Linked DNA regions of Homo sapiens: region 1 is linked to region 2. The links are chromatin loops, found by intact Hi-C in ENCODE. Cell type or tissue: GM12878. All regions are shown on one strand. Each heading gives the region's core, and the rest is flanking DNA. Links, peaks and the distances in the headings are about the cores only.

Region 1 (15,523 bases), core at 6,656-11,655, 84 kb after region 2:
CCTATCTATGGAAATTACACAATTATTAAAATAATAAGTTATATCTATACCTGCTGACAAAGAAAGATAACTACCGAAATGATAAAAGTTGCCAAACTATATACTACCTGATCACATTTTTTTAAAATACATCATCTAGGTATTTGAATGTGTATTTTAAAAACTCAGAAGAATGTACATCATAGGAAAATCTGTAATTATCTCTTGGGGGTGGGATTATGAAAAAGTAACACTTTTTATGTAAACATTCTACGTTGTTTAAATATTTTACAATGGGCATGTAACACTTTTGTTACCAGAAGGATATCTAATTTTACATATTTGAATGTATAATTTTTATATTATAATGTTTTCTATTATATTATAAATATAATTTTTACAACTTCTAAATGAAGGGGTAAAAGCAATAGAAATGGAATATTGAAGTATGATGATTATTTTGAGATGGTGAATGGCAGGAGACCATGACATTCTAGGGAGCTTATAACATCAGCACTTGGTACAGCACATTTTGCTTTGTAGGTACAAAAATGCTTACTGATGATTCTCAAAATGTATAAAAGATCATCGCCAATCAGCTTCTGAGGTTTTCTCTGATTATTAACAGTGATCCATTTTGCTTTTATAAAGTAAAATGTTCTATCTAATGATAGTTATAGCAGACAGCCAAAACTACCTGGCTATGAAAAAAAAACTTCCCTTCTCTTTGTCCTATTTTATCATTTATTTACTAAGTAAGGCTAAGGATCTAAAGATAAGTAATAGTGAATATGCCTTTAAGGAACTTGAATTCCAATGAGAAGCCAACCCAATAATAAAGAAACAGAAGATAGGTATTAATACATTGAAATAAAGTGATAGTTAAGTCAGAGTTGAAATAGGATTCTGTGCTTAGAAATTAAGCTGGTCTCCCTGTATTTAATGGTAGATATTACATTTTACTTTTAGGTAGATTTTTACTCTGTGATAAAATACGTAAGATACTCTGTGATAAAATATATAAGTTAGGGTGAATATAGTTTGGGAAATTGGCATTTGGGATGCTTCATGGAGAGCTCAGAAAGACAATATTGTACAGCAAGAGTCCCCAAGCTTTTTACAGTCCCCAGCCTTTTTGGTACCAAGGACTGGTTTCACGGAAGACAGTTTTTCCATGGACTAGGACAGAGAGATGGTTTTGAGTTATTCAAGTGCACTTGGTTATTCAAGTGCATTATATTTATAGTACACTTTATTTCTATTATTACTACATTGTAATATATAATGAAATAATTATACAACTCACCATCTTGTGGAATCGGTGGGATCCCTGAGCTTGTTTTCTTGCAACTAGATGGTCCCATCTAGGGGTGGTGGGAGATAGTGACAGATCATCAGGCATTAGATTATCATAAAGAACATGCAACCTGGATCCTTTGCATGCACAGTTCATAATAGGGTCTGTGCTCCTATGAGAGGCTAATGCCACCACTGATCTTACAGGTGGTGGAGTTCAGGCCCTAATGTGAGCAATGAGGAGTGGTTGCAAATACAGATGAAGTTACTCACCCACCACTCACCTCCTGCTGTGTGGCCTGGTTCTAATTAGGCTACAGAACCGTACAAGGGGATGGGGCCAGTACCATTGCCTGGGGGTTGGGGACCCCTGTTGTACAGAGTACAACAATTAGGAGGCCCAATTATAGGATTAGCAGAGGGAATCACCCTGAGTGGCAAATATCCAAATCACCATGAGGTGGCCCAGTACATAACATGGCCACAGAGTGTAGTTGATGCTGTAAAGTTCCATGGATCCAGCTATTCTGACACAGCAGTATTTTTAAGGAAAAAATATCTGAGCCTAGATATAAGCTAAAAAGTGGTAAGCTGGGTGCGCAACATTGACCCTATGAGGCCTTGCCATCAGTGTATGTCAAATTGACAGAACAAGTCTTCAAATGATGGCATCATGAGCTAATAAGAAGAAACAGCATGAGTGCATGAGATGTAGATTAAATAAATCTCTAGAGTATCTGGACAATGAGGGATAAGAGAGGATAATAGACATATTCTCAAATAGGTGAGGTGGCTCATGTCTGTAATCTTAGTACTTTGGGAGGCTGAGGTGTGAAGATCACTTAAAGCCAGGAGTTTGAAACCAGCCTGGGCAACATAGCAAGACCCTGTATCTACCAAAAAAGTTTTTAAAAAATTAGCTGGGCGCCCAGTCATGGTGGCTTATGCCTGTAATCCCAGCACTTTGGGTGGCCGAGGTAGGTGGATCACTTGAGGTCAGGAGTTCAAGACCAGCCTGGCCAACATGGTGAAACCTCATCTCTACTAAAAATACAAAAATTAGCCAGGTGTGGTGGTGCTCACCTGTAATCCCAGCTAGTCAGGAGGCTGAGACACAAGAGTCGCTTGAACCTGAGAGGTGGAGTTTGCAGTGAGCTGAGATTGTGCCACTGCACTCCAGCCTGAGCAACAGAGCAAGACTCCATCTCACACACACACACACACACACACACACACACACACACGCAAATTAGCTGGACATGGTGGCATGTACCTGTAGTCCCAGCTACTCAGGAGGGTGAGGCAGGAGGATTGCTTAAGCCCAGTCATTCAAGGCTGCAGTGGGCTATGACCACACCACTTCATTCCAGCCTGGGTGACAGAGCAAGACCCTGCCTCTAAAAAAATTAAAAGAAAATAAAAATAAAAATAAAAGGCAGCAAATGGATACCTGGGGAATAAGAAGATAGCAGTGGAGTGAAATAGTTTTGGATTAGAGTTGGGAAATTTAAGACTCTAAATATTGCTTTCTTCATTATCATTATGCCAATTTTAAAAGACAAGGGAATAAAGCAGAAGAAAGAACTTCAGAGCTTGAAGACAAGGTTTTCAAATTAACCCAATCCAACAAAGACCAAGAAAAAAGAGTAAGAAAAAAGTGAACAAAGCCTCCAAGAAGTTTGGGATAATGTTAAATGACCAAACCTAAGAATAATCAGAGTTTCTGAGAAGGAAGAGAAATCTACAAGTTTGGAAAACATATTTGGGGGAATAATCGAGGAAAACTTCCCCAGCCTTGTTAGAGATTAGACATCCAAATACAAGAAGCTCAAGGAACACCTGGGAAATTTATTGCAAAAAGATCATCACCTAGGCACATTGTCATCAGGTTATCTAAAGTCAAAATGAAGAAAAGAATCTTAAGAGCTGTAAGGCAAAAGCATCAGGCAACCTATAAAGGAAAACCTATCAGATTAACAACAGATTTCTCAGCAGAAACCCACCAAGCTAGAAGAGATTGGGGCCCTATCTTCAGCCGCCTTAAACAAAACAATTATCAGCCAAGAATTTTATATCCAGTGAAACTAAGCTTCATAAATGAAGGAAAGATACAGTCTTCTTCAGACAAAAAAATGCTGAGAGAATTCGCCACTACCAAGCCACCACTACAAGAACTGCTAAAAGGAGCTCTAAATCTTGAAACAAGTCATGGAAACACATCGAAAGCATAAGTCTCACAGGACCTATAAAACAAAAATACACTTAAAAAAAAAGCAAGTTATACAGGCAACAAATAGCATGATGAATGGAATGGTACCTCACATCTCAATACTAATGTTGAAATGTAAATGGCCTAAATGCTCCACTTAAAAGATACAGATCGCAGAATGGGTAAGAATTTGCCAACCCAACTATCTGCTGCCTTCAAGAGACTCACCTAATACAAAGGACTCACATAAAGTGTGGAAAAAAGACATTCCATACAAATGGACACCAAAAGTGAGCAGAAGTAGCTATTCTTATATCAGACAAAACAAACTTTAAAGCAACAACAATTAAAAAAGACAAATAGGGACATTATACAATGACAAAAGACTTGTCCAACAGAAAAATGTCAGAATCCTAAATATATATGCACCTAACACTGGAGCGCCCAAGTTTATAAAACAATTACTACTGGACCTAAGTAATGGACCTAAGAATTACTTATAAGTAATTCCCTATAATTCCTTATAAGAATTACTTATAAGCAATTCCCTATAAGAATTCACTTATAAGTAACAATTACTATTGGACCTAAGACAATAACATAATAATAGTGGGGGACTACAATACTCCACTGACAGCACTAGACAGGTCACCAAGAAAGAAAGTCAACAAAGAAACAATGGATTTAAACTATACCCTGGAATAAATGGACTTAACAGATATTTAACAGAACATTCTACCCAACAAACACAGAATATACATTCTATTCTCGAATGCATGGAACTTTCTACAAGATAGACCATATGATAGGCCACAAAACAAGTCTCAATAAATTTAAGAAGATTGAAATTATACCAAGTACTCTCTCAGACAACAGTGGACTAAAACTGGAAATCAACTCCAAAAGGAACCCTCAAAACCATGCAAAGACATGGAAATTAAATAACCTGCTCCTGAATGATCATTGGGTAAAAAATGAAATTCAGATGGAAATTAAAAAATTATTTGAAGTGAACAATAATAGTGACATAACCTATCAAAACTTCTGGGATACAGCAAAGATTGTGCTAAGAGGAAAGTTCATAGCCTTAAATGCCTACATCAAAAAGTCTGAAAGAGCACAAATACACAATCTAAGGTCCCACCTGAGGAAACTAGAGAAACAAGAACAAACCCAAACCCAGCAGAAAAAGGAAATAACAAAAATCAAAGTAGAACGAAATGAAATTGACACACACAAAAAAATACAAAAGATAAATAAACAAAAAGCTGGTTCTTTGAAAAGATAAAAAAAATGATAGGCCATTAGCAAGAATAACCAAGAAAAGAAGAGAGAAAATCTAAATAAGCTCAATTAGAAATAAAATGGGAGATATTACAACCAACACCACTGAAATACAAAAGATCATTAAAGGCTACTATGAACATCTTTACACACATAAACTAGAAAACCTAGAGGAGGTGGATAAATTGCTGGAAAGATACAACCCTCCTAGCTTAAATCAGGAAGAATTAGATACCCTGAACAGACCAATAACAAGCAGAAAGATTGAAATGGTAATAAAAAAATTACCAACAAAAAATTTCAGGACCAGACAGATTCACAGCTGAATTCTACGAGACATTCAAAGAATTGGTACTGATCCTATTGACACTATTCCACAAGATGGGGAAAGAGGGAATCCTCCCTAAATCATTCTATGAAGCCAGTATCACCCTAATACCAAAACCAGGAAAGGACATAACCAAAAAAGAAAAATACAGACCAATATCCCTGATGAACATAGATGCAAAAATCCTTAACAAAATACTAGCTAACTGAATCCAACAACATATCAAAAAGATAATCCACCATGATCAAGTGGGTTTCATACCAGGGATGCAGGGATTGTTTAACATACACAAGTCAATAAATGTGGGGATTGTTTAACATACGCAAGTTAATAAATGTGATACACCACATAAACAGAATTAAAAGCAAAAATCACATGATCATCTCAATAGATGCAGAAAAAGCATTTGACAAAATCCAGCATCCCTTTTTGATTAAAACCCTCAAAAAAATTGGCATGCAAGGGACATATCTTAATGTAATAAAAGCCATCTATGACAAACCGACAGCCAACATAATATTTAAAGGGAAAAAGTTGAAAGCATTCCCTCTGAGAACAGGAACAAGACAAGGATGCCCACTTTCACCACTTCTCTTCAACATAGTACTGGAAGTCCTAGCCAGAGCAATCAGACAAGAAAAACAAATAAAGGGCATACAAATAGGTAAAAAGGAAGTCAAATTGTTGCTGTTTGCTGAGAACTCTAAAGACTCCTCCAAAAAGCTACTAGAACTGAAAAATGAATGCAGCAAACTTTCAGGATACAAAATTAATGTACACAAATCAGTAGCTCTGCTATACACCAACAGTGACTAAGCTGAGAATCAAATCAAGAACTCAACCACTTTTACAATAACTGCAAAAAAAAAAAAATACTTAGGAACACACCTAACCAAGGAGGTGAAAGACTTCAACAAGGAAAATTACAAAACACTGCTGAAAGAAATCATAGATGACACAAACAAATGGAAGCATATCCCATACTCGTGGAAGGGTAGAATCAATATTGTGAAAACAACCATACTGCCAAAAGCAATCTACAAATTCAGTGCAATTCCTATCAAAATACCACCATCATTCACAGAACTAGAAAAAACAATCCTAAAATTCATACAGAACTAAAAAAGAGCCCCCATAGCCAAGGCAAGACTAAGCAAAAAGAACAAAACTGGAGCCATCACATTATCTGATTTCAACCTATGCTATAAGGCCATAGTCACCCAAACAGCATGGCACTGGTATAAAAATAGGCACATAGGCCAATGGAACAGAATAGAGAACCCCGAAATAAACTCAAATACTTACTGTCAACTGATCCTTGACAAAGCAAACAAAAACATAAAGTGAGGAAAGGACCCTATTCAACAAATGGTGCTGGAATAATTGGCTAGCCACATGTAGGAGAATGCAGCTGGATCCCCATTTCTCACCTTATATAAAAATCAACTCAAGATGGATCAAGGACTTAAATCTAAGACCTGAAACTATGAAAATTCTAGAAGATAACCTCAGAAAAACCCTCCTAGACATTGGCTTAGGCAAGGATTTTATGACCAAGAACCCAAAAGCAAATGCAATAAAAATAAAGATAATTATCTGGGACTTAATTAAACTAAAGAGATTTTGCATGGCAAAAGGTACAGCCAGCAGAGTAAACAGACACTTGACACAGTGGGAGAAAATCTTTACAACCTATCCATCTGACAAAGGACTAATATCCAGAACTGATAACCAACTCAACTAAAAAAACAAGAAAAAAACAAACAACCCCATCAAAAAGTGGGCTAAGGATGTGAATAGACAATTCTCAAAAGAAGATATACAAATGGCCAACAAACATATGAAAAAATGCTCAACATTGCTAATGATCAGGGAAATGCAAATCAAAACCACAATGCAATACCACCTTACTCCTGCAAAAATGGCCATATTAAAAAACTCAAAAATTAATAGATGTTGGCGTGGATGCAGTGAAAAGGGAACACTTCTACACTATGGAAAACAATATGGAGATTCCTTAAAGAACTAAAAGTAGAACTACCATTTGATCCAGCAATCCCACTACTGGGTATCTACCCAGAGGAAAAGAAGTCATTATATGATAAAGATACTTGCACATGCATGTTTATAGCAGCACAATTCACAATTGCAAAAATGTAGAACCAACCTAAATGCCCATAAATCAACAAGTGGATAAAGAAACTGTGATATATATATATATATATATATATATATATATATATATATATATATATATACACACACACACACAATGGAATACTATTCAGCCATAAAAGGAATGAATTAATAGCATCGGCATCAACCTGGATGGGATTGGAGACTATTATTCTAAGTGAAGTAATTCAGGAATGGAAAGCCAAACATCATATGTTCTCACTCATAAGTAGGAGCTAAGCTATGAGGATTCAAAGGCATAAGAATGACACAACGGACTTTGGGGACTCAGGGGGCAAGGGTGGGAAGCGGGTGAGGGATAAAAGACTACAAATTAGGTTCAGTGTATACTGCTCAGGTGATGCTCAAAATCTCACAAATCATCACTAAAGAACTTACTCATGTATCCAAATACCACCTGTTCCCCAAAAAGCAATGAAACTAAAAAATTTAAATAAATGAATGAATAAATAAAAGATAAGGGAATAGGAGCTCAGGGAGTTAACAAAGTCAACCAAAGAAACCCACCTTCTAAGCAGCAGGAATGGGAATGAAACCCAGAGTGCTGAGTAACACAGCTGATGTCTCATCATGTTTACCCGACTACCTTCTTGGTGTATCCCTTTGAAGTCTAATAGGTACCTCAAACTGGACTGGACAAAATAGGACTCTTGATTTTTCTCTCTGCTCTCCAAATTCACTTCCCCACAGGTTTTCCCAATTTCAGTTATGACCTTATCCATCCAGCTGCTGAGGCTCCCAACTTGAGAGCCTCCTTAATTTCTTTTTGCCATACAACTCCCTCCGGTTAATCAGTAGATTCTACAGGCTCTATCTCTAAAATATACTGCCATTAATACTGCTCATCTAGCTCTTTTTGCTCTGATGATGGCAATAGCCTCTAAGATGGCCATCTAGTAGAATAAGCCTTAAAATAGTTACATCATATGCTGCTGAGAAGTCATGTCTTCTTAATAATTTATCCTCCACACAGAAGCCAAAGTGAGCTTCCCCTTTAGACATTTGTTGGAATTGAGTGAGGTGTCAGCCTCCATGGCCTTTGGCTGTAGCTTATGGGGGAGCACCCTGTTCTGTTCCCCAAGCAGAGGAGAGGAGAAACGTCCTAACACTCTATCAACTGTGGAAATAAATGAAGGGCACCCAAATGAGAAGTGAGGTTATTTACTTAGAGTTTTGCTATAGCAGATGTGTCAGCCACCATCATTTACATTTGGCAGAGACTCAAGGCAGACAGGCAGGAGAGTGGGAAACCTTTCAAGTATGCTGATTGAAACTGTTGGCCCAAGGAAACCAGAGGAAGGCAAACTAGAAGTGCAGCATTTTATGTGATTGGTTTGAGGAGTATATTTGGCTTTCTCTGGCTGGTCCTGAGTTGAAATAGGGCAAGAAGTAGAGAAGTGGCTGGGCGCCATGGCTCACACCTGTAATCCCAACACTGTGGGAGGCCGAGGTGGGCAGATCACTTCAGTGCAGGAGTTCTGGACCAGCCTGGGCAACATGGCAGAACCCCATCTCTACTAAAAAATAAATAAATAAATTAATTAATTAACCAGGCTCGAAGGGGCTAAAAATTAACCTCCATATACTCAGGAGTCTGGGGTAGGAGGATCACTTGAGCCTGGGAGATTGAGGCTACAGTGAGCCAAGATCATGCCACTACCCTCACAGCCTGGGCAACAGAGTGAGACCCTGTCTCAACAACAACAACAACAAATAGAGAAGCTGGCAGTCATTGATCAAGTCTTGACTGTTCTGACCAATTGCTACAGAGGTTGTGGTTTGGCTTTTCTGGCTGATTGTTGCAGACGTGAGTTAGAGTTCTTTTGACATATACAATCTGGCCATTATTTGTTTTCATATTCAGCCTTTATGATTTTTCCTGTAAAAAAGTCCTTTTTTGTCTTTATGAATCTTTAAGTCTCCCCTCATCAAGGTAGGCTGGGGACAAATCACCTGATTAATTTTTAGGCTGCCTCTTTTGAGTCACTCTTTAGTTATGGAGAGTATGATAAGTCTTTTTATAATTTGTGGATAATAAAACATTTTGTTCTCAAGTTTAGAGCCTCACTCAGAAACTGATAAAATAGTAGAAGCCCTATCATAACATCCTATTACATAAGTGTCAGTAAAGAGGACTCATTTGAGAAGTTTGGCAGCAAAAAGAGGAAGAGAAATTAAATAGTTATTAAATGAGCAATCAGGCAAACCAGAGGACCTCCCCAACCTTCCCCTCCTCTCTCCTGCCTTTCCCTCCTCTCCCCTCTCCTCCGCTCCCTTTCCCTGTCTTCCTCTCCTTTTCCTTCTCCTCCCTTTCCTTCCCCTCCCTTTTCTTCCCCTCCCTCTCCTCCCCCTCCCTTTCCTTCCCCTCCCTTCCCCTTCCCTCCCCTTCTTTTCTCCTTTTTATCCCCTAAGGCATAAGCCTTCACAATAAAATCCACACTCCTTAGCATGGCTAGATCCCTCAGGACTAGGTCCAACTTGTTCCTGCTCATCTCATTTGCTATGACTCCCAGACACAATTATATATTTCCACTACTAGTAGCTGCTGTGAAAAGCAGTGTAATATAGATGACAGAGAGACCAACATGCACCCAGATTAAAAGACTGCCTCAAAAATCTAGGATTGGTGGCCAGGCATGGTGCCTCACACCTATAATTCTAGTACTTTGGGAGGCCAAGGTGGGCCACTTGGGGTCAGGAGTTCAAAAGCAGCCTGGCCAACATGGTGAAACCCCATTTCTACTAAAAATACAAAAATTAACCAGGTGTGATGGTGGGTGCCTGTAATCCCAGCTACTTGGGAGGCTGAGGCAGGAGACTGCTTGAACCTGGGAGGTGGGGGCTGCAGTGAGCTGAGATCATGCCACTGCACTCCAGCCTGGGCGATAGAGCAAGACTCTGTATCAAAAAAAAAAAAAAAAAAAAAAAAAAAAGTCTAAGGTGGGCTGTTAAGAATATGAGCTAGCTTTATTCACAACAGCAGCAATTGCAACAATTTCCATTTTTTTCTATACAATAAAATAATAAAATTGTCCGTTTCTTTTTCAGCCTAACCTCTTACGAGAATGAAGTGAGAGAAAAAAATAACATCTTTAGTAAATTGTTGTAAATACTATACAGAAACAGAGCACTTCACTTGGAATTTCAAATAATAATTTCACTAATTGTCAGTGTTAGTGTTCTGAGTTCTGACTTTGAAATGAAAGGGGAGGCTGGATAAGAGGACATATGATGGCTGAGGAAAAAGGCAAGGCTATAATGAGACAATTTGGTAGGGCAAGGATGTATGCGTGTATCACATGGGCCAAGTGTGGACCACTTTGGCTGTCTTGCAAGGAACCGCTCAAGAAGACTTTCTGGAAATGTGAGATGACACAAACAGAGGGTCTCCTAAGAACTCACAAAACTATCCAATGAGAAAAAGTATCAGTTTTTTTTTTGTTTTGTTTTGTTTTTGTGGGCCAAATGGCAAAACTATACAAGTTAAATGGCAATGTTTCTACTTTCCATTTCTGTTCACTTCTACCATACCATCACTGTAAAAGTCACAAGTAGCATAGTGAGTAGGAGAGAAATGAACTAAATTTTCTTTTCCCCTCAAATTCAGATTTTTTTTATTTCTTTGTGTCAACCTTTATTTTTTGCCAAGACTTCTGAAATAATTGCTAAGAAAATTACCCTGCCTCTCCTCTGCCATAGATGATGACACTCTTGGTTAAATTATGAGTAAAGAAACCATCTATAAAATATTAAATGATTAATATTATAGATAAACAAGTACTAGCCCTTCCATTGAGTTGTAGTTCTAATGAAGCACTTCTCTTAAACTGTTATTCCACTTTCAGAAAACCACAAATTAACTTGAAATTTTGAACAAAGGCCTGTGATTGCTCACTGGACCATGGCTATCCCAGCAATTGGCCTCTACTGATACTAGAAAGGAAAAGAAACAAAACAAACAAACACAAAGGAACACTCTTCCAGAGTTCCATATGGAACCTTGGATCAGGTAGCCCGCCAGTCTTCTCATCTCTCTTACCTTCCACCATTTCCTGAACAGCAGGGCTCTCTGCTGCACCTCCTTCTGAATTCATTACCCATGCTTGTCTTTGTGAACTACTCTTCCCATTCTGTCCCTGGAACTTCTATCTCCATGTAAACACATCCTCTTACAACTTCAGATGTTCTAAAAAAAAAAAAATCTATCTGCTTTCCTTAACTGATCCTGGACATTTCTCATAGTTTCCATCTTCCTTCTGGTTTTTTCATATTGAAAACTCTTCATTCCCTCACTTGCCACATGCCCCAGAACTTGCTGGAATATTAGAACTTTTTCTTCCTCTCTTGCAATTTTTCACCATTATAGCTATTCTGTGTGCTGACCAATACAGTAGCCATTTGATACATGTGACTATTAAGCACTAGGAGTGTGACTAATCCGAATTGAGATCTGTTCTATGTGTAAAACCACCCCAAAGTTTGAAGACCTAGTGTGAAAAATAGAATGTAAAATATATCACAAACACTTTTATATTGATTATATGTTGATAATGATTTGGACATATTGAGTTAAATCAAATAGGAAATCAATTTCTTGTTTCTTTTTACTTTTTTAAAATGTCAGAATTAGAACAGTTTAGATTATATATGTAGCTCACATTATATTTCTATTATAAAGTAATAGGGATTACATAATTTTACAAAAAGAATAAAAACTTATGTGATTAGTTTTTTCATGTACTTTGTGCCTATTGTGTACCAGGCATTAATGTTGAGTCAATGAATAACATTCTTATGGTTTATGGAGCTTACATTATAATGAGGGAAGAGATCATATATAAACTACCACTACATGCAAAGTAAGTAGGATGTTGATACATGCTACGGAAAGTAGGGTAAAGAGAATAGGAAATGGAGATGAGGACATGGGCTTCTGTAATTAGGGATGGTCTCACTGGAAAGGTGGTAATTGAACAGAGAACTTCAAGAATTCAAAGAATAAGCTATGTGGGTGTTGGGGAAGAAATGCTTAGGTCAGAGAAAGTGCAAAGGACTTGAGAAGGACATAGGTGTGATGAGTGTAGCAACAGCAATGGGACAAACATCACTGGAATGGAGTAAGTGAGACAGGAATTATGAAGTAAGAGAGGTGGTATGTGAAACAGTGGGGACATGGAGGATCATATTATATTAGGCAGGGCCTGGTAGGGTATCGGAAGGCCTCTAGCTTTTATTCCTGATGAGATGAGAAACCAGTGGAGGATGTTGAGCAGAGGTGTGACATGCTCTCACTTAGATTTTAAAAGAATGGCTCTTGCTGTCATGTCGATAAGAGAGTAGTAGTAGGTAAGGGCTGATGAGAAAGCAACTATTGCAATAACACCGCAAGAACTGGAAGGTGGTTGGCTAGGATAGGTAGTAATGGAGTTGAATTCAGGATATATGTTGAAGATATAGGAACCTGGATTTGCTGGATATGGGAAGTGGGAAGAAAAAAAAGCCAAGGATGACTTCAAAGTGGTAGCTTGGGAGACTGACAGGATGAAGGGGCCATTTATTGAGAAGGAGCATGTTGTGGGAAGTACAGGAGGGAATCTGTATTTGGCCATCAATTTGAGGGGTAGAAACAAAGTGCTAACATTCAAAAGAAGGAAGGGGAAAACCTATCTCAGGGTGTCAGGAAGTGTTCTTAGAGTACATGACACTTTGAGCTATGCCTTAAAATACAGGTGAGGTTTTTCAAGGCAAGAAAGTAAGAAAGCAGTGTCCTGCCCCTTGAGCTAAGAAGAACACAGGCAAAGGAAATGGGAAAGCCCAGGCTGTTTGGAATGGTGATTCTTATGACTTGGTTGCAGCATATGATACATATAGGAAACTGCAGAGAAATCAGTTTGGAAAAGCATACTGTAACAAGATGGTGATAGCCTTATGTACTCAGTTAAAGGGTTTGGACTTGATTTGTTAGATAAGTAGTATACCCCGAAGAATTTTTAGCAAAGAAGGAAAATGATAATGTTGGTTTCTACTTCAAGAAGATAATAGTAAAATGTGGGTGGATATTTGGGGGGTATGTGGAGGGGGACGGAGAGCTTGAAAGCAGGAAGGCAATTAAGCAATTGTGCTGAACATTTTCTATTTGTTTCTCTAGATTCGCTTTCTATCCTTCTCTACCGTGCCTGGTGCTTCTAATGGCTAACTTTTATGGGCTATTTAAAGAGGCTAATTTTACCCTGTAATTTATTATTGATTTTGACCATAGGAAACACAGCAGGAGAAATGAGAGCAGGTAGAGAACCAGGCCAGAGTGATTATTATCCTGAGTCCTTCCCTGCCAGGAGTGTTACCTTGAAGGCCATAAGAAACTCCTATCAGGAACCTGGGGTCTGCTCTCTCTCTCTCTCTTTTGGCCCAGGGGCAAACAGGCTTCTTTGCTGTAACTAAAGCAGGATGCTTCACTGTCCCTTGTTAATTTGCCTTAACCCTGCTCATACCCCTGCAGAGTCCCTTCATAAAACTGTCCTCAGTGACCCTGTTTGAGCCTGACATCCATTTGCTACTATAACTCCATAGTTTACTTTTATTTCAAGTAAAAGAAATCAGAGAAGTCAGCAGTGGGACTAGCCAGTATGATAGATTCATGGCCATCTGGTGTCTAGAATTCTTTCGTCACACTAGTGCTGGCTTCCAAGATGGCTATTGGCACACTGACCATTACTACCACTCTATATGCAGCAGGAAGGAGGATGGAGGAGGGCAAAATGGGCTCAATTCCCAGTAGATTTCAAGAAGTCTTTCAGAAAGTCTTCTGTAACGTTTTTGTTTCCATCTTCACTGGAGTTCATGAGAGTTAAGTTCATTGGCAAAAACTTCATCACATGTGTATGCCTAGCTACAAGAGAGGCTAGGGAATGATTTTACTAGCTGGGTACCTTGCCATTCAAGATAAATTTGGGGTTCTATTATTAAGGAAGAACTGGAAAATAGTAGGTAGTTACAAGCCTCTGCCATAGGAGGCTAGTTAAATTATCCAGAAAAAATAGTACAGGTAACAAGGGCCTGAGAATGGGGAAAGGAGGAAAAGTGGATGATAGATATTATGAGATATGGACAAACTAGATCTTAATGATGAAAGGGGCCTTCTTAGCATTTGACAATATTTCACTTAAGCCTCTTCTAATCTAATAAAATATTTGTTTTACTGAATATATAACTTCCTGAAAGCTACCTGTTGAGGCAAAAGAAGTGTATTTAAGCAAGTCTGAAGAGAAGTGGCCAGGAAACAAAAAGATACTGGAAATTGTAATTTCAACAACTTTGGTGATGTTGAGTAAGTCTGGAGCCGAAGCAAAGGACAAAACTTGAGAGTTTTTCATTGACCTAAATAAGCTCACCAAAATGGAATGGTCACCATTCTTACAGGTATTGAATTGATTTTATGGATCCCTTTCAGCAAAACTCATCAGCTCCAAAAAAGGCAAAGTTCGGTGATACTAATAAGAATTAACAATTCCTGATGTGTCAAAGGTCTGAACCTAAGAGAAACAAGTTTCCTTGGCGAGCTGAGTATTAGGAAAAATAAAACGTTAATTTAGTCTCTTAAATTTTAATTGATACATAGCATTTTTCAAGATTTTTATGTTTGTTGATTGTACAAAATATGGAAATACTGTGTCTTCTCCCTGTGAGATTTTATATTCTTTGAGATACAAAACTGTATCTCTGAAAGCTAAGTTGGGTATACAATATGTACAATATGCTTGTACATATTTGAAACATATTTTCTTTTCAACGTCTTTTCAAAGTGATTGAGTTAATAACTAACAGAACACTGCTCTAGAGGTCATTATATAGGAAAAAAGAATCGAACTTTTAAATAATTGTGATCTATGTTTGTTCCTGGTTTCTAAAATAAGAAACAAATTTAGAAGTATATGAAAAAATGTAGCCACCTCACTTTTTCATTGCAATATATATTTTAACACAGTCATGGTGACTGGCTTTTTTTATGTAGTGGTAAACGTATATTCTAATCTAGTTTACCAAGTACTAGATTTGGCATTAGGATTCTTTTCTTTCCAAAGAAAACTACTGTCTCTAGATTTTTTGTTACATTTGACTTGTAATTTGCCAGATATAAGTTAGTCAAATTGTGCTTTATTCTTTTTTAAAAGAGAACATTCTAGGTTAGCTTCTCTTTGCTATCCATCACGCTTCTGTGTTGCTATTAGAAA
Region 2 (15,523 bases), core at 5,647-10,646:
TGGTTCTCCACTGCTGGGCTGCTCTCCTGACCCTGCCTCCACCTAACCAATGTTTACTCAGTGCAAATCCCATCCCTTCTCTAAGACTTCCTGGATCACTTACCCATCCTGAAGTTGTTCATCCACTCATTTCTTTTTCAATCCATAAGTATTTATTGCTGCTCATGTATAAAGCACTGTATTAGGTGCTGGGGATATAGCAGTGAACAAATGAGACAAAATTCATGATTCATAAAGGAAAAAAGTAAACAAGATAAGTAAGGAAAATATATTGTATTAAATATAGGGTTAAATGTTATAGGGATAAAACAAAAACAGCAAAAGGAAGATACGGAATTTTGGGGAGGCTGCAGCACTGGCAATGCCTTACTTATATCTCCTTGATTCTGAATATTCTTGGACATGTGAAGGGCCTTCTGGTGTAAGCATCTCTGATTTTCTACCTAAAGGCTTTCTCTGACCGCTGATGCCTGCTCTGCCTACACACAGGCAAGGTTAGAAGTGCCAGGAATTAACACCCCCAGGAGCATCCCTTAGCCAATGTCTAACAGGAATTGAGGAGGGTAAATACTCCTCCCATAGGACAATGTGTTCTGTACAGCCTCCCCAAGCTCCCAGTGGGAAATGAGCCCTATTTGGCCACAGAGTTAACCCACTCATTAATGTACCCTATATTGTCTTCTTTCTCTGTCTCATTTCCCTGTTCCCTTACTGCTATTTCAGGGTATCATCTCCCAAATCAATACCATCTAAAATCCTTTTATCAGGCTCTGCTTCTGAGGAATCCAGTCTAAGATAGATTGAGGTGGTGAAGGAAGGATTTACTGAGTAAAGTCTTGACGGACATGAAGTAGCAAGCTATGAAGTTATTTTGGGGAAGAGCATTCAAGGCAAAGAAAACAGCAAGAACAAAGAGCTTGAAACAGCAGTGCTCCTGGTTTGTTCAAGAAAGAGTGAAGAGGTCAGAAGGTAAAAATAGATGACATCAGTGAGAATGAGGGCCAGCCCCTGTAGGACCTTGTAGGTCATCATGAGTATATTAGGTTTTAATCAGAGTGAGAGGGGAAGTCATTGGAGGGTTTTGAGTAGAAGAGTGACATAATTTGACTGATATTTTAAAAGGATCACTCTGGCTGCTTGGTTGAAACAGGGTAGAGGAAGAAAGATGGGTCACAAGACAGTTGTAAAAATCCAGGAGGTTATTGATAGGTTCTTGAACCAGAGTGGAAGTAAGAAAGGAGATGAGACATGGTCTAATTCTGGATAAATTTTGAAGGCAGAACTAAAGAATTTGCTGATCGATCTGATATGGGAATTAAGAGAAAGAAAAAGTTAAGGATGACTCCAGGGATTTTTGCCTGAGCAACTGGAAGGTAGAGCTGCCATTTTCTGAGATGAGATAGAATACAAGGGAGAAAGTTTTAAAGAGGAAATTAGGAACTCAGTTTTGAACATGTTAAATTGGAGATGGCTTGTAGACAATTAAGTAGAGATTTGAGTGGGGAATTGGAGAAACAAAGGAGGACTTCAGGGAAAATGTCTAGGCTGGAGATAAAAATTTGCCAATCACCAGCATGTAGATGGGATTTAAAGCCATGAACTACATCAGATTTGCAACAGAGCTAATGTGGACAAAAGAGAGAAGAGGACCACAGGCGGAGCCCTCAATTACTTTAGTGTTTATAGATGAGGATTAACCAGCATAGGAGACTGAAAAGCAGCAGCCAGAGTGGTAGGGGGAGAACAAAGAGTGTGTAGAGTCCTGGAAGACAGAAGGCACTGTTTTTGTCAAATGCTGCCAACAGGTCAGGGAAGTGAGTGCCTCCTTTTGCTAATGTCTAAAGCAATTAATTGTTTGCATAACTAATGAGCACAACTAATCATGACTGCCTTCTGTCATGATCACTTCTAGCGTTGCCTTGAAATAGATCTTTGATTGTTATTTGTGTTTTATATGTTTATGAGTCATTTTCTTGGCCACATTATAGACTTTACTAGGGCAAGACTGTGACATAAATTTTCTTGATACCCACGCAGAGCTCAGGAGCAGGCACTGCATGCAATAGGCACTTGACAAACATTTAATCTTTTAATTTGCATATTCAACTAAAATATCACATTCTTCATGAAATATAGCTCAGTTAATCTGTCTGGAAGTGATCTGTCCCTTCTCTGAACTCCAATTGCACTTATTGTCTACACTTATCAATTATCACTTTGCATTACAAGTTATCTTCTCATAGCTATAAGAGGCCTCTCACAAGGGATTCTTAGTTTTTTGATGACACAAAAATGTGTTTCATATGTCCTTACATACTCTAAATGACCTAAAATTAATTAGTTAATTAACTCATGTAATCATCTACCTTGCCTGTGTCTAAAGTGCCTTACATAAGTGCATATTAATAAAATAATTGTTTCCTTAATATCTGCTTCCTTTCTGGCCCAGTGTTATTGTTTGGAGTCCAGGATTTATCGCCCTGTACTGATATGCATGGCTATTTTGACCTATGCCTGAATAAAGCTGTCTCAACATTGCTGGCATTTCATTAGAGAGGTTTATGGCAATATTATAATAATCACAGCCGCTGAAATTTTGTCGCTTATTCTACACATGCACAAAAAAAAGCAAATTAAAATTGTGGTTTATGCATCATCTCCATTCTGGGAAGTAAAGTAATGAGCACAAGATCATCTTGCCCAGGCTGAGGGATGACTTTTCTGGATATTAAAACAGATCCGCTTAACACATCTATGTTTTTCAATTCTGGGCATCCCAAATCCTGCACTGAATTGGGAAATGCATTCATTTTTATCCTCACTTGGTCCAGCAGATTCTGATCGATCTGGACTATAGATTATAAAAATTAGAGAGCACTGAAGCTGTCCTAAAAAGGAGCTTAGGAGGTGCTTATAAATGTAACAACAAGGAGGACAGTTTCTATCATAAAACTACAGTACAAGGATAAAAATGAATGCCTCATTTTTTTGAGTTGAGACTTTCTGAACAAGCAAAGATAAGAGATTTCCTTCCCATAAAAAGAAAATTCACATACTAGAATATTGATGTATCACTTTCATACCCAACTAAATCTGAATCCAATATGACAGCAAACTATGTGTTTTCCAGGTTGACAAAACAGAAACGTCCCTCCAGGGGAAAATGGGAAAGTAAGTGAAGTGTGATGACTCAGTGTCAGTACTTGAGAAAGAGGCCAGTTAGATATTATGTATTAACACAGTCACATTGTGGCTGGCAACACTGTGACTTTTATTTTTAAATTTAACATTTCACATTTTTAACCTCCAACACATAGGAACTGCCCTTATTAACACACTTACATAAAATCAAGAAAAATTTTATTGAGTTTTTTTTTTCTGACTTTATGAGACCTCAGGTATCTGGCCTTATTATGGAGAAACAATGGCCCAGACTATATAATAAATGCTAGGATTCCACAGAAAGTGTGAAAATCAAGTCTTTGATTAAAAAAAAAATGGAGTTCTAACCTGGTCATACAGATTACAGGATTTTTTGTTGTAATGTATCTTATTCTTCATGAAAATCGGTATTTGTAAAGGATTGAAGAATATTTGTATTGATAGTTAAAGCAGACTTCCAGCAAGAGTATAACATTTTCAAGTCAGCACCTTAGTTCAGAAAGGCCAATACAAAGTAGAATGAGAAAGGCAGGTATATTTCTTTTGAGTCATTTCTCCCAGCATCTTAATTATACTTGGCAGGAATTGCTCTGGTTTTCTCAGATTTTTATTTAATGTAGTGAACAAAATCCCTGTTTTTCTCTGGCTTTTAGGGCATCTTTTACTTTGGAATTATCAGCCTGGTTTGGATATCTGTACTCACTAAAGTCTGTGAGGTCTTGTGACTGAGGAGTTTGACCTCAGGAACTGCCTTACTCTACAGTGGGTGGGGCTGGATCGAATAGGAGATGGAAGTGGAGAAAGGGACTTGGCTTTTTCATCAGTTTGTTTTACAGTTTACATGGATTTCTGGTGTTTCAAGCATAGCGTGAGAAACAGCCAAGATACATAGGAGGTTGTTTTATACATCATAAAATTTCTTCCAAACAACCGAATGTGTACCCTTATTCTTAAACGTAGTCTCTACCCCTCTGAAAACACAATATATTAAAAAAAAAATTGGAAAGTTTGGGAGAGTAAACAAGGTAAAGGATCAGAGGAAAAATTTTATCCTTACATGTAAAATTTTACATGTGTATTTAAAAGGATAATTTAAAGAGAGAAAGGGAGGAAGATAGAGAAAATAAGGGCATTATGTTTTTAATTAAAGTTCTTATTTTGAATTAACTGTAGATTCACATGCAGTTGTAAAAAAAATTGAAACAGAGAGATCCATGTACCCTTTACCAAGTTTCCCCCAAGGCTAACATCCTGCAAAACAATAGAATGTGTGCATTGGATTTTGATGTTGTGGGGTAGAACATATTATAAATGGCATAAGGCAATTGTTTGCATAAATAAGACATGTCTGTGAGAAATCAATACCTTAACTCCACTGAGTTCAGGGCAATTTCATGGAAGAGACAGAGTTTTAGAGAGTAGCCAACTTTAAGAAAGTTGTGGTCAGTGAGCCAAGATGAAATGTGTTTTCAGGCCCAGACTACAATCAGAAAATTCTGGAAGTGAACAGAGATGGGAAGGGTAGCTGGGTGATTTAAAAAGAAAGAGAGAGAGAATTCCATGGTTGCCTATTAAGCAAAAATGAAAGACCATTCTTCCTGGAAACAGTAAATGTCTTTTAGTGAAGGTGACAGCTGGAGAAAACAATTTTGACAAGAGTCCTCTGTGACCATCGAAAATTCATTCCCAAAGATATTTGCTTACATCTGGTTTCTTCTATTTGTTATGTGGGCAAAATTTTAGCAAATAACTTTGAGAAGCTTCATTTATCTATCTATCCACCTATCTATCTAGGAAAACTGGCTATATTTTGATAATTACTAGATAAAATATTTTTGCCTTGGTCCTTTTATCTTGTATTTCAGTGAGCTACTGTAACAGTAATTCTGTCCTCTGCTCAATGAAAGTAGCAAAATTTCATTACATTTCATTGTCTGAATTCCTGTTATGGACAAGTTGGGGGTCTGAGGAGCTGGGCTGGGAGAGAAGGGTGGTGAGAGTATTCAGATAGAACTGAGGGTCATCTCAGAGAGTGCATCTAGGCAGTGACACTAAAATTTAGAGCCGAGTAAGCAGTGCATCAGGGCTGCTGCAGAGCCGCTATGCACTGTATAATTTCTGGGAGTGCTGTTCCACAGCAAGGCAGCCAGGGGCTGGATATAGAGGTAGAACCTAGCTTTGAGGTGTCATGACGGTCACCAGGGATGCCCAACCAGCTAAAAACATCGGAAGAGAGGGCAGGATATGGAACTCAGGAAGATTCCCATGACGTGCTGAAGCTGCAGTTCCTGTTGTATAGGACGGCAATGGGCTCACTCTGGTGAAGGAAGAGCCATGAAAAACACAGCAAAGGGATATACAAGTTTCACTGAATACTTTAGCAGTAAATATAGCTTAAAATGCATAGGAAGTCAATGGGACTTTGGCTATCTCTTTATTATATATAAATTTTCATTGTATTATGGTCTTTGAACAGTATTTTTATTATTATAGTACATCTATATTCCCCTCCTCCCTGTCTCCTTTCAGGGATACTTGGATCTATACTGTGTTCTCAGGGAGTTGGTGAGCCCTCCTCACACGCAGCCTTCTCTGACAGGGTTGGTATGATGGCTGACGCTACAGCAACTTGGTTTGGGGTGGGGGGCACAAGCAGGAAGCTGAATGCCTGAGCCCTGGAGTGCCTTCCCTCCCTTGCTCCTTTGAAAAAGCGGCCAGCTAAGAATTTTCCCTCCCTAACTCCCTCTCTTTTGTGTTTCCCTATCCCAGGGCTTTCCTCACCCACTTTGGACCCTGAGGGAGAGATTTTGTAGGATGTCACACAGAACCATTGCTCAATATACTCCCCACCATCCTGACATTGAAACAGCCCACTGCTAACCTAGGTATGACTGATAACACTGGTAATAGGCACCATTTTACATTCAAGGACTCTGAATTGAGAGAGAGCATGAACATCAAATTTATGGTCCCTTATTTTAATAAGTTTTTTTAAATTTTCAATTTCATATTTGTTATTTGTGGCTGAAAATAAAATGTGTAAATATATAGTTGTCATCAGGGGAAAATATTCCATAATGGCATACAGTCAACCCTCTGAATCCTTGAGTTCCATGTCTATGGAATCAGTCCTCTGTGGATCAAGAATATTTTTTAAAATGCATCTGTATTGAACAGACTCTCTTTCTTATCATTATTCCCTAAACAATATAGTATAACAACAATTTAGATGGCATTTACATTGTATTAGGTACCATAAATAATCTAGAGATGATTTAAAGTATACAGTAGGATGTGTGTAGGTTATGTGTAAATGTAACCATTGCATTTTACGTCAGACACTTAAGCTTCCATGTATTTTGGTATTCTTGGTGGATCCTGGAGCCAGTGCCCCGTAGATACTGAGGGACAACTGTGTATGGTATAATTCCTATTCCAGAAAATATTTCAGTATGTTTGTATAAACAATAAGCCAAAATAATTATTGTGCTTATTTCTAAGTGGCAAGACTACAGGTGATTATTTTCCTCTATATATTTTTTCTAGTGAAAATTATTTATATAATGTTGCCATATAGTATATCAAAATTTTAACAGAAAATTCCAACTGAATTCCTGTCAATACAAAATTATATATATTTTAAACCATTTTTTAGAAAACACAAATTTTTGAGCATAAGGCACATGATTAAACCAAATATGAGTAAATTCAAAATAAATACACATAACTTTCTTGTTATAGAAATAAAATCTACCAAGTGTGCATTCAAACACATACACTTGAAATATCATTGGATGGGTAAAAAGATGCTGGTAATGGAGTTTGCCTCTAGGGGAGGAAACCGAGTAGCTGAGGAATTCTATAGCCCCCTTGAGATCTTTGGTAGATTTGCACTATGTGAATTTTAGCAACTGAAAATAATTAAAAAACAAAGAAAAATAAAAATAAGTACAGTACTCAAATTCCTCCAGCTATTCCTTTCAATCACTTTTTGCCCTTTCCATTGTTAGATTAGTCTACTCTAGTTTGATTTACTTTGACTTATAGCCAAAAACATAGAGTATCTCTCACTGCCCTGTTTGGATAATAAATAACTAGAACCTGTTTTCCCACTAAATGTTTCAACACTAACTGATGTGGATAACGTTTGCCTTCTTTGCAAAACCTCTCACAGTGCTGCTATTAAAGAAGATGTGTAACTGCTGAGTTTGATGTATTATCAGTTCGGTAAAGGTCTGACATAGAAAAGCCTTGAAGTTAAGATTAAAGTTTACAGCACGATTGTCACAGAACAGTTGTCAGTCAAGGGCTAGATCTAATCACTCATTTGTACACTGATTCACTCATACAAGGTGACTCAGTTAAGCCAGGAACTTCTGGTACTTTCCTCAGTTTTCAACTTCCTTCATCCAATTTTCACTTAAATAAAATGACTTGTTTTGTTTTGTTTTTACTGGGAGTGGTCTGAGTTTGATTTTGTATAGAGAAAAGATGATGAATCCGATGATACCCAAATTCTCTCCTAGCTTAACCTGTAGTTGTAAAATATTTATGTTGCCCCAGGTTTAGCTAAGCTTGGTTTACAGATTATTGCTATAGTTATCTGAAAACTGTATGTGTTAATCTACACATTTTGACAGTGATGACAGGTGGTTTGTGCTCAAAGACACTGGTAGTTAAATGTCCAGAAGGGAAGTGAGAACAGGAAAGAACTAACGAACATTGAAAAGGTAGTGAACTGAATGAACTGGTGGTGTCAACTAACTACCTCAGCACTCATATAAACGCTGATAAGAGTCATATGAGTACCCGAACATTTATTTACTTAATCAAAGGTTAAAAGTTTTGAGAAGTGGGAAAAAGGCAGATCTGACATGAGAATTCTGAGAACCTTAAGAGAATTGCTATTACCTTAGTGGAGAGAACTAATAGAATGAAATTAAAGTCCACAATGAGGAAGGCAGAGAGCAGACAGCATTGAAAGATAGCTAAATAACAAGGTCAAAGTGTGAAAAATCAACAACCTATAAACAATTCAAATAAAACAACCTAGAAAATGTGAGTTAGAATTTTGAGAATTGTAATTCACAGTATTGAGAGCAAAAGCCAAATGTGCCAAATAAACGACCATAAATGTTACCATAATGGAAAAGTTTTACCTGGCATGGTCTAAGACACCAATTCTGAGAACTGCTTATAAGAGTTTCATAGGAAGCCAAAAACAAGTAAAGAAAAATAACAAAAAGTAAAAGCACAAAAAAGAATTGGAGAAAATATATAAGAATACAGCTATCAATGACATTCATTTTAGCGGGGCTAGTTTGACTCACCAATGTAGCAGATTATTTAAATTGGCAACATTTTCATATAAGGTAAACTTAGTCCATTTGATACAAATGTGGACTAAGAATTCAAAGAAAGACTTTTCTTGTATATTTGATGTTTTTGTCTGTCTGTTTATTTGTTTCTTCTGGAGACAGGGTCTTGCTCTGTCTCTCAGGCTGCAGTACAGTGGCGTGATCATGGCTCACTGCAGCCTCAACCTCCTGGGCTCAAGTGATCCTCCCACCTCAGCCTCCTGAGTAGCCTGGACTACAGAAGCAAGCCACTACACTTGGCTGTTTTTTTTTAAATAGGGATGAGGTCTCCCTATGCTGCCCAGGCTGGTCTCGAACTCCTGGCCTCAAGCAATCCTCCTGGTTGTGCTGATCTTTCCAAAGTGCTGGGATTACAGGTGTGAGCCACTGCAACTGGGCGTGTTTTTTACTGTTTTTTATATTGATCATTAGCCAATCGCAGGGACAGATTTTTGATAAATTGTGCTTATTTTGAAACATGTTTTAGTCACAAATGTTCTTATACCTAGTAAATATTTTATATTTAATTTTAAAATAGACAATGAATATAGATGATTCCTTTAGGATCGAGGAAAACAATTTTTTTGGTTTGTTTGTGTTTGATTTTGGTTTTTAAGATAGTAGATAATAGTGCTATGAATGATTCCATAAGGAGGGTAAACTAATTATTCAGGAGAGAGAAAGGACACAGACTGGAGTAAAACCTTTCAGTCTGAGGGGATAGAATCCACTGCACTAGCAGAGAGAGGTCATCCTTCATTAGAAGCGGGAACCATTGCTTCCGGTAATAGGAGGAAGCCAACTTATATAGGTAGAGATGCAGTAAGTTGGTAGATTTGGTGTTGGGAGTGTGCACATCTTATTGTTTCTAGTTTCTTTATGAAATGATGGAAAAGGGCATAAGCTGAGAGAAGAAAAAGGGGTGTTTGACATGTGAGGAAAAGAATGTGAGAGAATCTCCTCAGAAACATTACTGGGGGCCCCAGTAGAAAGTGGTCATGAATTTTATAAGAGATTAATTCTGCTGCACAGGTAAAGGTGTGAAGTAGACGAAAAATTGAACTTCACTCGAGTAAGTTGTTGCAGGGAAGTAAATGGAAAGAAAGAGAGAAAAAGGAATTGAGGTCGTGTGCAAGGAGCGATTATAATGAAGGACCCATAGAAATTAAAGCATCTTTGGGCCCGATGAAGAGAGAAATGGTAGTAATGTCCATAGTTTGGAGGTCTCGGTGCCATCAGAAGGTTGTCAGAAATCGTACCAGTGGGAGTAGGCTTGGGCATCAGAGAATAGTAAGCTTGAAATTCTGATTTTGAGGGGATGAAGTTGTTGGTAATGGCAAGTTCTAGGTTATGACCCTGGCGTGAGTGGCTGAATGGGATTGAGGAAAGATTGTTGGATATGAAAAAGTGAAAGAACTGAGAGGCCCGAATGTTGCATGGGTTATTTGCATGAATATTGAAATTACCTAAAAAAGATGTCAGAATTAAGGAGGAGAGCGAGAGAGTGAGAATACATAGACACAGTGGGCTAGGTTCCAAATTTTTCAAAGAATAAGAGTTGACAGGGAGGACTGTACCATAAGGAAAGGTAGTGACAGAGTCTGATGCTATGTGCATTTAAAATCAACATTTGAATAAGTATGTAAATGAACATGTTAGTAACCATTGATATCTGCCAGAATAGCAGTTATATCAAATACATCTGGTTTATATGTTAATAAAATAAAGAAAACACAGCAGAAAACATTTATATACGTAGCAATGACACTAAAGAGCAAATTTTTATCACGACCATCAATATTACTTCTACTCTTACATCATGAATAAGAAATTTCCAGGTTTTCAGAAAGTGTCTGGTAATTCTGGCGTGGGAACTGTGGGGGATTAAATGAGAATGCTAATGAAGTGCCTGGAGCAAGATCTGACATATAGTAAGCATTAAATAAAAGTCATGAGGCAAACTGAAGATGACTTCCTGTGTAAGAAAAGGCTTCCATGCCTTCTTTGCTACTCCTCTTTATACATTGTCTTAGACCAAAAAACAATTTTTGTGTCAGAAGTGCCTTGACCTATACTGGTTTTCCCTAATATGTAGGCCAGATGGTTTTTTAAAAAATATTTCTGAGGCCGGGCATGGTGGCTCACGCCTGTAATCCCAGCACTTTGGGAGGCCAAGTCGGGTGGATCACAAGGTCAGGAGATGGAGACCACCCTGGCTAACACTGTGAAACCCCGTCTCTACTAAATATACAGAAAAATTAGCCGGGTGTGGTGGCAGTCACCTGTAGTCCCAGCTACTCGGGAGGCTGAGGCAGGAGAATGGCATGAACCCGGGAGGCGGAGCTTGCAGTGAGCAGAGACAGCGCCACTGCACTCCAGCCTGGGTGACAGAGCGAGACTCTGTCACAAAACAAAACAAAACAAAAAAATCTGAGAAGAGTACTGTGTTAAGAAATATAAAATCTGCTCCTGAATGTTGTAAATAGTTGGGGGCATGACAGGCTAGCAATGCTTTTATAATCATGGGTAATATTAAAATATGTCTCAGAATCAATAAAGTTGGATATATTTGACTAAACATGGCAAAAACAAAATAAACATACATCTTAAACAAGGTTAGAAACCAAAAGACTTACCAGAAAAATTATTTGCAACATGTGGGATGGAAAAAGAATAACTCTAATACACAGAAAGTTCTTATAAAATAATAAGAAAAATATTAAACCATCATTTTTTAAAACAGCAAAAAACATGGATATGAATAACAGAAAAGGCCAATGAATATATGAGAAGATATTTATCAGAAGGAATCAAAAGAACATTTATGAAATCAACAAGTCTCAGCATTAAAGAGGATGCAGAGAAAATGCTCTCTGAATCATTATTAATAGGAATGAATATTAAAATCATATTGACTTTCTGTTTGGCAGTTGTCCATTTTATTCAAAATCTTAAATATGCATACCCTTTGACCTAACAATTAATTTCTAGGAATTTATTCTAAGGATATAAGGAAACAAACATCCAAAACATCTCAACCACTGTAATAGTAGACAGATATTGAAAAATATTAGTACTCATAAAAAGATACATGTAACAGATTTATGGATGAAACAAGTATGTTACAAGATATTATTTGTAGTTTTGATCACATTTATGTAAAAATATATGTGCTTGTATATGTATATGTAAGTGTTCAAATAGATGTCTGAGGGGATATGTCTGATTGTGTTAATGGTAATTTTCTTTGACCGTGGAATTTCTGATCATTTTCACTTTCTAGCTTCTGTTTTTCTATATTGTTTGATTTGTGTATTTACAACCCTAATGATGAGTTATCACTCCTTGGAGTCTTTGCCCTTGTATTCCACTTTGCCTGGACCATTCTGTTACCTCCTTCAGTTCTCTGCTCAATGTCCTCCACTGGAAAAGTCTTCATTTGCCACTCTATTTGAAATAGAATGACCACTCGTTTGTCCCCATCTCTCTCTCTCTCTCTTTCTTTCTTTCTTTTTTTTCTTTCTTTCCTTCCTTCCTTCCTTCCTTCCTTCCTTCCTTCCTTCCTTCCTTCCTTCCTTCTTTCTTTCTTTTTCTTTCTTTCTCTCTTTTTTTTTTTGAGACAGAGTCTCACTCTGTTGCCCAGGCTGCAGTGCAATGGCGCGATTTGGCTCATTGCAACCTCTGTCTCCCGGGTTCAAGCAATTCTCTTGCCTCAGCTTCCCAAGTAGCTGGGATTACAGGCGTGTGCCACCATGCCCAGCTAATTTTTTGTATTTTGTAATTTTGTAGAGATGAGGTTTCACCATGTTGGCCAGGCTGGTCTTGAAATCCGAACCTCAGGTGATCCTCCCACCTCAGCCTCCCAAAGTGCTGGGTTACAGGCATGAGCCACAGCACCCGGCCTTGTCCCCTTATTTCATTCCTTTTCCCTGCTTTAGTTTCCTCAGCCATACTTCACACCATATAACATATCTTAATTTTGTTTGCTTATTTATTTATTGTGTATTGTCTGACTCCTCCTTTTCTGCACTAGAAAGTGAACTCCACAAGGGCAGGACTTTGTTTTGTACTAAACTGTAACCCCAGAGCTGAGAACAGTGCTGTTTTGGGGAGAAAGGCACATCATCCCATTGATACACCTGAGTGCTTCAATTTCATGGTGCTAGTGATCCTATTTATGATATGGGAGAGAAAAAAAAATCTCAAATATATATTTACCTTTTTATTTCTCAGGGGCTGAACCACTTCCCTAACACACAGCTCTAGATCATTGAGATAATCCTTTTCTGTCTGTATCAGCTCCTTAATGATCTTTTCCCGCTTTGCCATCATCCTCTTCATATGATGCTCTTCCTCTGGGGTTAAGGTCTCAGCTACAGAACACTCACCCTGTGGAGTCATCTTTTCTGTTAAATGAAAACATATACAGGTGAGGCATTCTGCTGAGGTTTCTTTTTCCTTCATTACAAACAACGCCTTCGAAGGACTTTGTTAACAAGGAAAAAGGCTGAAGGTATCCTCATGATGTTTTCTTAGGAAGTGATATATGGACATTCCCCTACAAAACTATAAGCAAGAAGAAAAGTGGGAGCGAACTTCCTCTAACAAGTGAGTTAAATGATACTCAATTATCGTGGCTTCTTTAAAATATCCCATTGTTGTAGCTTAGCCTATAAAGCCGGTATTCAGCCTGGAGATCAAATGTATAAAAAAAACAGTTCACAACTTCCGTTCACATTTGCTTTTAAATCAAGGGAAGAATTTTAATTAGTAAATGAAATGCCTTTAATTAGTAAATGAAAATGAATTTTGTCACTGCTATTAAAAACAATTACCTCTCATTCTCAGTGGGTAATATCCAAATCTCAATGAAATGGAAAACAATTGCATGATTGGAGTTTTTCTTTTCAATTCACTATCAGAATCCATGAGGAGTGAAGAAGTGGTGGATTAAATAAATTTCAACTGAAATTTTTCATGGTTCATCTTTTATACCAAGCATATCTTGTTATTTCAAAATTCTTGAACTGTCGAACAGAAAGTTTTAATTTAAAAAGTCACAGTACTGGGGAGATAATGAGATAAATGGGAAGCCTCACACATAGCAAAAGTTTATATGAAGTATTCAAGTAAGAAAGCTAAGTATCTTCAAGGACGAGCTCCCCAGAGCAATGTAAAATTTTGGAAGCCACAAACCAGACCACAGACCATGAAATCAAAGTGGCGATAAACATCAGGGCAGTGTGTGAGTCTGTGTATGTAAGAGTGTGTGTAAATGGATTTGCTTCAAGCTTGAAGCTTAATTTTCATCTTAGTCTCTGCAGTTGCAGAAGTAATTATATTTCATTTAAAGTTAACATGATTCTAGTAACTGGTATATGAGACATCTTCAATGTTGACACATTCCCTGAGAATGTGGGACTTTACAAAAGGGCCTATAAAGAGTCTGTACAGTAAAAAATAAATGTACAGGTCACAATGTATGAAAGTGAAAATAAACAGTGTTTTCTTGGCTGACTCCGGGAACAAAGCTAAGACAACTGGAGAAACAATATAGCAGAAGAGTTAATGGTGTGATGTCAAGAGACTGCCCCAGGAATGTGAACAGACACTTTAAAAAGTAATGAGCTCTCTCTCTGGTCCACTAACTTCAGCATTTAAGGCAGAGACTCAATATTCAAACATCTGTGGAGAGTAATTCCAGCATCAGTTTGGAAGCTATACTAGGTTGATCTTTGGACAATCCAGACCCACAGGTGAGTATGTTTGGAACCATTTATCGCCTACCAATCCCTCCTTCATCAGGAAAGCAGGAAGTTTTGACAAATAGCATCCAAAACCACATGGTTTTATGAGATTTGGGCTATTTAGTGCTAAGGAAATAATCCACATGAGGCCGGGAGCAGTGGCTCACACCTGTAATCCTAGCACTTTGGGAGGCCGAGGCAGGCAGATCACAAGGTCAGGAGATCGAGATCATCCTGGCTAACACGGTGAAACCCCATCTCTACTAAAAATACAACAAAAGAGCCGGGCGTGGTGGCGGACTCCTGTAGTCCCAGCTACTTTGAAGGCTGAGGCAGGAGAATGTCATGAACCCGGGAGGTGGAGCTTGCAGTGAGCCGAGATCGTGCCACTGCACTCCAGCCTGGGCGAGAGAATGAGACTCTGTCTCAAAATAATAATCATAATCATAAATCATAATCCACATGAGCTATATAAGAACAGATAATCTATTCAAGGAGAGAGAATGAATGCATGAGATATCCTGTAGCCCTCCAATCCTGATCTATATTATGAGAATTTGGGGGTGCTTGCTAATTTGTTTTTTTGTTTTTTGTTTTCAGAAACAGGTTCTCACTTTGTCAACCAGGCTGGAATGCAGTGGTGCAATTGCAGCTCACTGCAGCCTCAAACTCCTGGGCTCAAGCAATCCTCCCACCTGAGCTTCCCGAAGCACTGGGATTACAAGTGTGAGCCACTGCACCAGCCTAATTTGTAATATTTGCATTGGAAAGTAGAAGCAGCCTGCCTCTCAGTGCCCCAGATTTGAAAAAGCAAGTTACAATCACGTGTCATTACAATGAATTATTTTGGATATGAAAGAGGAAGACAGGACACCTTATGAGAGGAGCTGCAGTGAGGAGGCTGCATTGTGGCCCTTTCTTTTTAAAAATGTGTATATTCAAGATGTACAACATAATATTTTGATGTATTATACATAGTGAAATGATTGGGTGGGGGTGGGGGAGACTGAGGGCAGAGAGGTGTGAGGGACGTCCTTTACTCCTGGAGTATGTGAAATAGAGCACAGGAGGAAATCTCATGCGTAAGAGAGCTGACAAACCAGTATGGACACTGCCCAATTATCACTTAATGTTTCCTTGAAAATAAAAATGATGCTGATGAAAAACTGCTCTGACATTGCTTTTCCAGGTTCTAAACCTTCTATGCCTTATAAAATTAATCTATGAATTATTTGGGATCCTAGCAAGGAGAAGGAA

Evidence for each region. Hi-C counts contacts between places; a loop is a spot of excess contacts. Peaks named below come from ENCODE experiments on the same cell type or tissue, not always from the same donor. Only the 100,000 strongest peaks of a DNase experiment are listed, where the experiment ranks them.
Region 1: it touches region 2 in a loop (5-fold over the local background); 1 of 110 quality-filtered maps calls a loop at or near these places.

Annotation. Positions count from the first base shown.
Region 1 is chr4:105,503,443-105,518,965 of GRCh38, reverse strand. No RefSeq gene overlaps it. Among named protein-coding and RNA genes, the nearest start is that of PPA2, 37 kb to the right of the region's middle. In GM12878, for the core only: no CTCF peak of the experiment used is centred there; a DNase peak (open chromatin) is centred at 9,445.
Region 2 is chr4:105,586,650-105,602,172 of GRCh38, reverse strand. It overlaps ARHGEF38 (Rho guanine nucleotide exchange factor 38), which reads right to left. Exons shown (of 14, transcript NM_001242729.2): 2 at 12,738-12,925. Among named protein-coding and RNA genes, the nearest start is that of ARHGEF38-IT1, 33 kb to the right of the region's middle. In GM12878, for the core only: no CTCF peak of the experiment used is centred there; DNase peaks (open chromatin) are centred at 7,482 and 7,882; H3K4me3 peaks cover 602 bases; H3K27ac peaks cover 1,621 bases.